2 separate regions of the Homo sapiens genome follow, and region 1 is linked to region 2. Evidence: chromatin loops called from intact Hi-C (ENCODE). Cell type or tissue: gastrocnemius medialis. All regions are shown on one strand. Each heading gives the region's core, and the rest is flanking DNA. Links, peaks and the distances in the headings are about the cores only.

Region 1 (5,374 bases), core at 117-5,116, 78 kb before region 2:
ACTGGGTGACTCTTGAAGGTCTAGTGGCACCCTCAGCAACCTTATCCCACCAAACTTTAATTATCTTATCTGTGAAGCTGTAAGTTCCTAGAAGCTAGGTCTTAATTCCCTGCTGTTTCCCTAGTGACTAGTGCAAGCAACAAATATTCACTGCTGAGAGACAAATATTAACAGAGCTCACCCAAAGTTCTAAAGTATTCTTGAGCACCATCATTAGGCAGAATGACAAGAATACATATACAGGCTCTCAGCTGATGGACGCATTTATCCCTTGCTAAACAGAAGTGATATGAGTTTACTATGGGACACTTGGAATTAGGAGGAATTACCAAAGGCTTCCACAACAGGTGACAGCATGACCAGGAAGGGGAAGGGGGAATCTCTGGTGAGGGACAGCATATGTGGGGAGACAGAGCAATAAAAGCACATGACATTTTTGGAAAACTACAGGACTGCTGAATTAGGAATTTACCCTGAGAGGAACAGATTCATCAAAAGAGTCTGAACAAGTGGTCTGTTCAAATGATTATACCTGATGCATGTTAGAAGGCTCTTTTGGGCAGAATAGATTGATTGGGCGAACTTGGAGTCAAGTGACTCATGCAGAGGTTATCATGGTCATTAGGAAGAAAAATGAACTGGGGCCCCTACCTACCCTTCCTGGGGTACTCCCTGCCTCCTTTCGTTTTGCTTTCGTTTTTTTTTCCAGACAGAGTCTTACTCTATCACCCATGCTGAAGTGCAGTGGTGTGATCTCGGCTCACTGCAACCTCCACCTCCCGGGTTCAAGTGATTCTCCTGCCTCACTCTACTAAGTAGCTAGGATTACAGGCGCCCACCACCACGCCTGGCTAATTTTTGTATTTTTAGTAGAGACGGGGTTTCACCATGTTGGCCAGGCTGGTCTCGAACTCCTGAGTTTGTGACCCACCCGCCTCGGCCTCCCAAAGTGCTGGGATTACAGGCATGAGCCACTACGCCCAGCTCTGCCTCCTTTCTTTAGAGGCAGCTGAAAATCAGAGTGGACTGGCTGGAAGTTTCCAGTGCATACATTTCCAGGCAACACAGTAATACAGGGGTTCTTATTTTTTTTTTTTTTTTTTTTTTTGAGCCAGAGTCTCGCTCTGTCACCCAGGCTGGAGTGCAGTGGCACGATCTTGGCGCACTGCAAGCTCCACCTCCCGGGTTAACGCCATTCTCCTGCCTCAGTCTCCCAAGTAGCTGGGACTACAGGCGCCCACCATCACGCCCGGCTTATTTTTTGTATTTTTAGTAGAGACAGGGTTTCACCGTGTTAGCCAGGTTGGTCTCGATCTCCTGACCTCGTGATCTGCCCGCCTCAGCCTCTCAAAGTGCTGGGATTACAGGTGTGAGCCACCGCACCCGGCCTACAGGGGTTCTTAATAGAATGCTGGTAGTTCCTTCACTTGGACTGGGGAGAAAATGCATCTTTAACCCTAATCCCTAACCGAAATCCAATAGTTGAAGTTGTTAACTATTGGAGTTTAGGGCTAAGCATAGTGGGGTATCTAATCCCAATTTGGGTCTTAGCTATTGTGTCTTCAGAAGTATTAAAGCCACCTTCATAGTTTATTTTATTTCAGCTAGGGTTTTTTACAACTTAGATGAAGCTTAGCTTTATTAAGTCTAAAACACTCTTTACACCGGGTTCCATTAGCTTGGGTTAATTGTATTCATTACGAATGTAAATACACAGGCCACAGTAGTAGCAGCAGTAGTAACTGTGATTTGACACACACAGAAATATTTTCATGTCACATTACATTTGTTGAAAACATCACAGGACACTGTTTATCATTTCTTAGAAATTATAGTAGTTACTGGACTACTGCCATATCTTATTAATTTAATGTGTTAAAGAGGCATACTACTGTATCACTGACAAGTGTATTTTTAAAAACCTTATTAAGGCCTGGTGTGGTGGTTCACGCCTGTAATACCAGCACTTTGGGAAGCCAAGGCAGGAGGACTGCTTGAGCCCAGGAGTTGAGACCAGCCTGGGCAACATGGCAAGATCCATCTCTACAAGAAAAACAAAATTAGCTGGGTGTGGTGGCATGCACCTGTGGTCTCAAACTACTGAGGAGGTGAGGCTGAGGCAGGAGGATTGCTTGAGCCTGGGAGGTCGAGGCTGGGTGATAGATGAGGCCCTGCCTCAAAAGAACAAAAAAAAAAAAAAAAGAAAAGAAAAGGAAACAAAATACATTATTCTACTTAGGAGGCATAGATTGCAGTGAGCCAAGATTGGACCACTGCACTTCAGCTTCGGCAACAAGTAAGACCCTATCTCAAAACAAAAAAACAAAACAACAACAACAACAACAAAAAAACAAAAAAACTCAAAAAACAACATTATTCTAAAAAGGGCCTGCAGGTGTCACCAGACTACCAAAGGAATCCACAGAGCCCCACAAAATGTTACAAACCCCTGGCTGGAGCTTGAGGGTAGAAACCTATTACAGCTGAGGGCCTTTGGAGACTAAAATTAGCCCTCTGAGGTCTGAGGACACTCAGTGTTGTGCCTGTACTGTCTTCCCTTTTGAAAGGGAGACCATCCGGAGGAGAACCCACAGCACTTCAACTGGGGTGGGGTCTGCAAAGGAGAGACAGTCACTGACTCTCTGAGACAACAGGTGGGACTGCGGATCAGGGGACACAACCAGAGATATCCCCTCCTTCCCCTGTTTGTCATCTCTGTCGCCCTCATCTTCCCATGATGCTTATAGCACAAACCTCAACACAAAAGGAATCCTGCGTGCACTTAGATTAAGGAAACGAGGAGGGGGGTACATCTCTATATCTCATCCTTAGAGATGTGGAGGAATTGGGGCAAGAAAAAAAAATCCCAAAAATCCTTTCATTAAGGAAGGAACAAATAATAACTTACTTCTGTTCTAGCTGCATTCGGGTTTTAACCATCCATATAGGATTCATTAAGGAATTTGTGATAAAAGCTGGAAAAAAAAAAAACAGTAAAGGTCAACACTGTACATAGTCCATACTTATTAAAGATGTCTATTATCATATAATAAACTTTGAAATAGGGATTTCAATGGCCTAATAAAAAGACAGTAGGAAGCAGTTATATTTCTATCCTGCAGATAGAAGCTTCAGTTTCCCCATTAAGTGTAACATCTATTGGTATTGCTGGATCTAAAATAAATTTCTCTTAATTTTCTAGAATCCCTTCTAGTCTTTTCAACCTGTAGGTGGTGGTGTTGATATCTGTGTTAATGTGATTCCTACTGAAAATTGTAACTGTCCTAAACCTCAATTTATAAGCCTCAGATCCAGAAATAATTTAACTTTTAAGACTGATCTGCTTATTTGGTTATATGATAACCATTTGGTGAGTATGCCTTCTCCATCTCTTTAAAAAAATTTTTTTTTTTTTTTTTGTAGAGACGGGTCTCCCTTGTTGCTCAGGCTAGTCTCAATTCCTGGGCTCAAGGGATCCTCCAGCCTCAGCCTCCCACAATGCTGGGATTACAAGCATGAGCCAACACACCCAGCCAAACCTCCCTCACCTAACACTGTGAATCATTCTAGGACAACCAAAAAAAGCAACACCATGGTATCAGTCTGACATACAGTATCTCTTCTGTAATACCTCACACCCTCTATAGTGCTGTGGAAGCAGATTAATTTGATACTAGGAAGACACTGGTTTTTTCTTTTTTTTTGAGATGGGAGTCTTGCTCTGTCGCAGGCTGGAGTGCAGTGGCGCGATCTCGGCTCACTGCAAGCTCCGCCTCCCGGGTTGACGCCATTCACCTGACTCAGCCTCCCGAGCAGCTGGGACTACAGGTGCCCGCCACCGCGCCTGGCTAATTTTTTTTTTTTTGTATTTTTAGTAGAGACAGGGTTTCACCGTGTTAGCCAGGATGGTCTCGATCTCCTGACCTCGTGATCCGCTCGCCTCGGCCTCCCAAAGTGCTGGGATTACAGGCGTGAGCCACCAAGCCCGGCTGACACTGGTTTTAAGAACTTCCTTGAGGTCTGCTTTATTTATCAAGGGTTCTAAGTTAACTTTGCAAAAGTTACAAAACAGATTAATAGTTGTTAGCTTATGCTAACTCACTACTGGCCTATCTTTAAGTAAAGGGCTACCTGTTTTGGAACTCTGCCTTTCCTCCTCAGAGCTCTGTATCACATAGAAATGGCTTCCTTGTATAAAGCAACTTTAAGATTTTCTATTCAGGGTCTAGAAATAATTAGCTATAAATATTCAGACAGGTTGGTCATACTTGTATTTGGAGTAACAACGGCAGACAAAACTGGTGTGTACATCTTACAGACTGGTAGGAGATGCAAATTTTTCGTAAAATGCCAATTTAAGTTCTCTAAAATATCTTTCTAGGCTCGGCGTGGTGGCTTATGCCTGCGATCCCAGCACTCTAGGAGGCTAAGGCAGGTGAATTACTTGAGTTCAGTAGTTCGAGACGAGCTTGGGCAACATGGTTAAACTCCATTTCTACAAAAAATACAAAAAAATTAGCTGGGCATGGTGGCATGCAGCTATAGTTCCAGCTACTCAGGAGGCTGAGGCAGGAGGGATGGCTTGAGCCCAGGAGGTGGGGGTTGCAGGGAGCTGAGATCATGCCACTGCACTCCAGCCTAGGTGACACAGCCAGACCCTGTATCAAAACAAAACAATACCAATTAAAAAAAAAAAACCCTTCTGTTTAAATGAACATAGAACTCTATACAAAAGAGCCTTCTCGGCCGGGTGGGGTGGCTCACGCCTGTAATCCCAACACTTTGGGAGGCCGAGGCAGGCAGATCGAGACTATCCTGGCTAACACGGTGAAACCCTGCCTCTACTAAAAATACAAAAAATTGGCTGGGTGTGGTGACACGTGCCTATAGTCCCAACTACTCGGGAGGCTGAGACAGGAGAATCCCTTGAGCCCAGGAGGCGGAGGTTGCAGTGAGCCGAGATTGCGCCATTGCACTCCAGCCTGGGCGACAGAGTGACTCTGTCTCAAAAACAAACAAACAAAAAAGCCTTCCCTTCTCTCAGAAATCTACACGTTCATGTTTTGCAAGTACATCCCGGGGAAGAAGTCCCGCTATGGCTTTTCAGTAGGAAGTGGAATGGTTCCCTCAAAAGAGAACAGATGCCCTATGAGCTGTCACTGACCCTACTAGAAACTCTACTGCAAGCCCTACACCCTCATTGCATAACCCATAGTTGGGGACAGGAGTGCCAATTGTACACAGGGTGTGTGGGACCCTGTGGGGAATCTGAAGAAAGAAACTCTAATTTTAGAAAATCATCTGATGGGGCTGGGCGCAGTGGCTCATGCCTGTAATCCCAGCACTCTGGGAGGCCGAGGAGGGTGGATCACTT
Region 2 (5,374 bases), core at 57-5,056:
AACAAAAAACAAACAAAAAACCAAAATATACAAATAACTCAACAATAAGAAAATGAGCAACCTGATTTTAAAATGGAGCAAATGCCTGACCAACACCTCACCAAAGAAGATATGCAGAGGGCAAATAGGATATGAGAAGATGTTCGATATCATTTGTCATTAGAGAACTGCAAAGTAAAACAAAAAGGAAAGTACTGCATACCTATTAGAATGGCCGAAGTCGCTGGGCGCGGTGGCTCACGCCTGTAATCCCAGCACTTTGGGAGGCTGAGGCGTGTGGATCAGAACAGCCTGGCCAACATGGCGAAACCCCGTCTCTACTAAAAATACAAATATTAGCCAGGCATGGTGGCACACACCTGTAATCCCAGCTACTCGGGAGTCTGAGGCAGGAGAATTGCTTGAACTCGGGAGGCAGAGCTTGCAGTGAGCTGAGATTGTGCCACTGAACTCCAGCCTAGGTGACAGAGTGAGACTCCATCTCAAAAAAAAAAAAAAAAAAAAAAAAAAGAATAGCCAAAGTCCACAACACTGACAACACAAATGCCAGTGGGGATGTGGACCAACAGGAACCCTCATTCATTGCCGGTGGAAATGCAAAATGGCACAGCCACCTTGGAAGACAGTTTGGTAGTTTCTTACAAGACTAAACATACTCTTACTATACGATCCAGCTGATGAATTGAAAACTTACATCCACACAAAAAGCTGCACATGGATGTTTATGGCAGCTTTACTCCTAATTACCCAAACTTGGAAGTAACCAAGATGTCCTCCAGTAGGTGAACAGATAAATAATCTGTGGTCCCTGGGTGTGGTGGGTCACACCTGCAATTCCAGCACTTTGGGAGGCCGAGGCAGAAGGATCATTGGGCGCAAGAGTTTGAGACCAGCCTGGGCAACATAGGGACACCTTACAGATGTCAGGTGCTCAGTGGAGTTTTAGCTTAGGTCCAACTTGTGGTGGCTCCCGTGGATCCCTGAACCCATCCTGGGGTTATTTTCTGGTTCCAGGTTCGAAGTTGACATACTTAGCACCTGGCAGAATCCCCACACTGGTTCCCTACCTTGTGCGGTGAGGGCTGTTATGGTGGGAAAGGCCAAATGGAAACCATTAGCGTTGCCTCTGCCTGGGAAAATAGTACATCAAAAGCAACATTGCATCCCTGGGGTGGGGCTGCCGAGATTAGCACCACCATCAAGGACTTGGAGGAGGCGGGGGTGGTGACCCCCACCACATCCCCATTCAACTCTCCGATTTGGCCTGTGCAGAAGACAGATGGACTTTGGAAACTGATAGTGGATTATTGTAAACTTAACCAAGTGGCGACTCCAAAATTCACACATCTCTGGTCCCTGCTACTGCATGCAGCTGTTGATCTGACCAATGCCTTTCTCTTTATACCTGTCCATAAGGCCCAGCAGAAGCAGTTTGCATCCAGCTGGTAAGGCCGGCAATGCCCCTTGGCGGTCTGGGCTGATGGGTATATCAGCTCTCCAGCCCTATGTCACAGTTTAGTTCACAGTCATCTTGATCACCTTTCCCTTCCACAAATATCATGCTGGGGCTGGGCACGGTGGCTCACTCCTATAATCCTAGCACTTCAGGAGGCCGAGGCAGGAGGATCGCTTGAGCTCAGGAGTTTGCGATCAGCCTGGGCAACATAATGAGACATCATCTCTCTCTCTCTCTCTCTCTTTTTTTGAGATGGATTTTTTGCTCTTGTTGCCTAGGCTGGAGGGCAATGGTGCAATCTCGGCTCACTGCAACCTCCGCCTCCCAGGTTCAAGCAATTCTCCTGCTTCAGCCTCCTGAGTAGCTGGGATTACAGGCATGCGCCACCACACCCAGCTAATTTTTTGTATTTAGTAGAGACAGGGTTTCACTATGTTGGTCAGGCTGGTCTTGAACTCCTGACATCAAGTGATTCACCCGCCTTGGCATCCCAAAGTTCTGGGATTACAGGCATGAGCCACTGCGCCTGGGCCGACATCATCTCTATAAATTTTTTTTTTTTTAAATTAGCCAGGCATGATGGTGTGTGCCTGTGGTCCCAGCTACTTGGGTGGCTGAGGCAGGAGGATTGCTTCAGCCCAGGAGTTCAAGGTTGCAGTAAGCCATGATTGTGCCACTGAACTCCAGCCGGGGTGACGGAGTGAGACTCTGTTTCACAAACAAACAAAAAACACAAAGATCCCCAAAACGGTGGAACTTCAGACAGTGGAATATTACTTAGTGCTGAAAAGAAATGAGCTAGCAAGTCAAGAAAAGACAGAAGGAAGCTTGAGTGCGTATCACTAGTGAAAGAGGCCAGTCTGAAGAGCCTACATGCTGCATGATTCCAGCTATGTGACATTCTGCAAAAGACGACACTGTGGAGACAGTAAATAGTTCAGTGGTGGCCAGGGGTTGGGGGTGGTAGGGAGGGGTGAACAGGCAAAGAACACGGGATTTTTCGGGCAGTCTAACTATTCTTATGCCGCTACAATAGTAGATGCACGCCATAATGCATTTCACATTTGTCAAAGCCCGTAGAATGAACACTACCAGGAGTGAGCTCCGGTGTCAGCTCTGACTTTAGTGACAATGACGTGTCGACTGTAATGGAGGTACCACACTCTCCTGGGGGATTTTGGTTTCGGGGGAGGCTGTGTGCAGGGCGACTGAGAAGCAAGGGCGGGGGCAGTTGAGAGCCTGCCCCGGGCTTGCGTCCCGGCACCCTCACTATCCAGCTGGGGTAGTTGCCACCCCGCACCCGCAGTGCGGGTGAGGACCGAGGGGTAACAGTGCATGGCGCAGGGCGGGCGGCGCGGGGCGCATCCTCTTCCGAGGCCATCGCGGCCGCTTTCCCGCGCTTCCTGCCGGCGCTGCTGCGCCCCCTGGTGGCCGCACGAGGAGTGGCCGCTCTGGGGCGCTACTTGAGGCGGGGCTGCCCTCGCGTCCGCAGTGGCCACCCTTGCGGTGGGCACTGCGGTATGACCTACTAATCAAGGTCCCCAATGGTAGCCACGCTGAGTTTTCTCCCCGCCTGCTTTCTCGAGGGTCCTGAGCCACCATCCCCAGGACCAGATTGGGGGACCCTTGGTGGCCCCTCTGGAAGATGGTAGCCTAAAGCCCTTTACCCAGCCACTACCAACCTTACCCAGGACGAAGACCAAGCCCCTCCCCTCCCCGCTCTGCCCCTCCGGCTCTCCCAGGACACACCCCAAGCGGCGGAGAGAGGCAAACCTCCTCCCCCCGGAATGCCCACAGCAGCCCAGGGTAGCCCATCCACTCACTAAACCAGAGCTGCCAGGGTGGGGAATGCAGAGAGGCCCCCTCCCAGGACCCTCCCTCTATGAGCGAGAAGACCAGGGAAGGGCTCTGCCACCTGGTTTTTGAGGGAGGCTGAGTGTTAAGACACGCAGAGGTGATGCTAAAAGGAGAGGGTGCCAGGGTTTACCGGCCGCCTCCTTCTCTCCCAGCAACTCCAAATAAGAATTTTTATTTTTATTTAGAAAAAGTCGTACTTTGTTGCCCAAGCTGGCGTGCAGTGGCGTGATCTCAGCTCATTGCAACCTCTGCCTCCCGGATTCAAGCGATTCTGGTGCCTCAGCCTCCCCAGTACTTGAGATTACAGGCATGAGCCACCACACCCGGCTAATTTTTGTATTTTTAGTAGAGACGGGGTTTTGCCATGTTGCCCAGGCTGGTCTCAAACTCCTGAGCTCAGGCAATGTGCCTGCGTCGGCCTCCCAAAGTGCTGGGATTACAGGCGTGAGCTACCGCGCCTGGCTATCAAATAATAATTTCAAAAAATTAGCAAAGTATGTGTTTTAAGTTCTCAAGTTGATGGTTATAGTTTAATTCAGGAAGGAAGAAATTAGGAGAAAGCAATAATCTACAGGTGAAATAATGGATGAGCCATTAGGGAAAAATTCTAGAATTTCACTTTTAAAAACCCATTTGTGAGGATAAAGTATTTATTTATTTATTAAGATGGCGTCTCACTCTGTTGCCCAGGCTGGAATGCAGTGGTGCGATCTTGGCTCACTGCAACCTCCGCCTCCCAGGTTCAAGTGGTTCTCCTGCCTCAGCCTTCTGAGTAGCTGGCATTAAAGGCGTCCACCACCACACCTGGCTAATTTTTGTATTTTTAGTAAAGATGGAGTTTCACCATGTTGGTCAGGCTGGTCTCAAACTGCTGACCTCATGATGTGCCTGCTTTGGCCTCCCAAAGTGTTGGGATTACAGGCATGAGCCACTTCACCTGGTCGAGGATATTTATTAATAACTTCTTTTTTTTTTTTTTGATGGAGTCTTGCTCTGTGCAGTGGCATGATCTTGGCTCACTGCAACCTCTGCCTCCCGGGTTCAAGTGATTTCCAGCTAATTTTTGTATTTTTAGTACAGACAGGATTTCACCATGTTGGTCAGGCTGGTCTTGAACTCCTGACCTCAAGTGATCTGCCCACCTCGGCCTCCCAAACTGCTAGGATTACAGGCGTGAGCCGCCGCACCTGCCCAATAACATATTTTTGTATTATTTTCTGGTATTATTCTCCAATGGCTGATGACATCTTTCATGTAAATGGGCCCCTGGCCGTAGGCCAGCTAATAGCCACCCCTGTGTCCTCCTTTGAGGGAGCCCTGAAGTCCTCCTTTCTCCCCAGGTCTTCCTTGTTAGTAAGGCATGAATCCCAGGACATACTGAGTGTGACTGGATTCTGGAGGCAACTGGCCAACAGGTGAAGGTGAGCTGACCCGCAGCTGGGCGGTGGCCACAGCCACAGCAGGAAGAGCAGCCTGGGAACCATGATGGGAGTGAACTGAGAACTGGAAGAAATTGTGTGTCTGTGTTTGTGATTTTTTTTTTTTTTTGACATGGAGTTTTGCTCTGTCGCTCAGGCTGGAATGCAGTGGTGTGATCTCAGCTCACTGCAACTTCCGCCTTCTAGGTTCAAGCGATTCTCCTGCCTCAGCCTCCTGAGTTGCTGGGATTACAGGTGCGTGCCACTACGCCTGGCTAAATTTTGTATTTTTAGTAGAGATGGGATTTCACTATGTTGGCCAGGCTGGTCTTGAACTCCAGACCTAAAGTGATCCACCCGCCTCGGCTTCCCAAATATGTTTGTGATTTTAGTCTGGACCTGCACAGGCTGTGAAATCAGGGCATTTGAGCCATGTTTGTCTAAATTTCAAAGGGCTGTGTTGGCCCAAAGTGACATCTGAGTTGGTCACAATATACAATATTGAATTTTTTTTTTTTTTGAGACGGAGTTTTGCTCTTGTTGCCCAGGCTGGAGTGCAATGGTGCGATCTTGGCTCACTGCAACCTCTGCCTCCCGGGTTCAAGTGATTCTTCTGCCTCAGCCTCCAGAGTAGCTGGAATTA

Evidence for each region. Hi-C counts contacts between places; a loop is a spot of excess contacts. Peaks named below come from ENCODE experiments on the same cell type or tissue, not always from the same donor. Only the 100,000 strongest peaks of a DNase experiment are listed, where the experiment ranks them.
Region 1: it touches region 2 in a loop (9-fold over the local background); 104 of 110 quality-filtered maps call a loop at or near these places.

The regions. Positions count from the first base shown.
Region 1 is chr1:9,570,947-9,576,320 of GRCh38, reverse strand. SLC25A33 (solute carrier family 25 member 33) reads right to left here. Exons shown (of 7, transcript NM_032315.3): 5 at 2,909-2,975. Among named protein-coding and RNA genes, the nearest start is that of TMEM201, 15 kb to the left of the region's middle. In gastrocnemius medialis, for the core only: CTCF peaks have their summits at 2,401 (motif pointing right) and 3,208 (motif pointing right); a DNase peak (open chromatin) is centred at 3,783; H3K27ac peaks cover 1,828 bases.
Region 2 is chr1:9,492,921-9,498,294 of GRCh38, reverse strand. No RefSeq gene overlaps it. Among named protein-coding and RNA genes, the nearest start is that of SLC25A33, 44 kb to the left of the region's middle. In gastrocnemius medialis, for the core only: a CTCF peak has its summit at 2,886 (motif pointing left); a DNase peak (open chromatin) is centred at 272; H3K4me3 peaks cover 457 bases.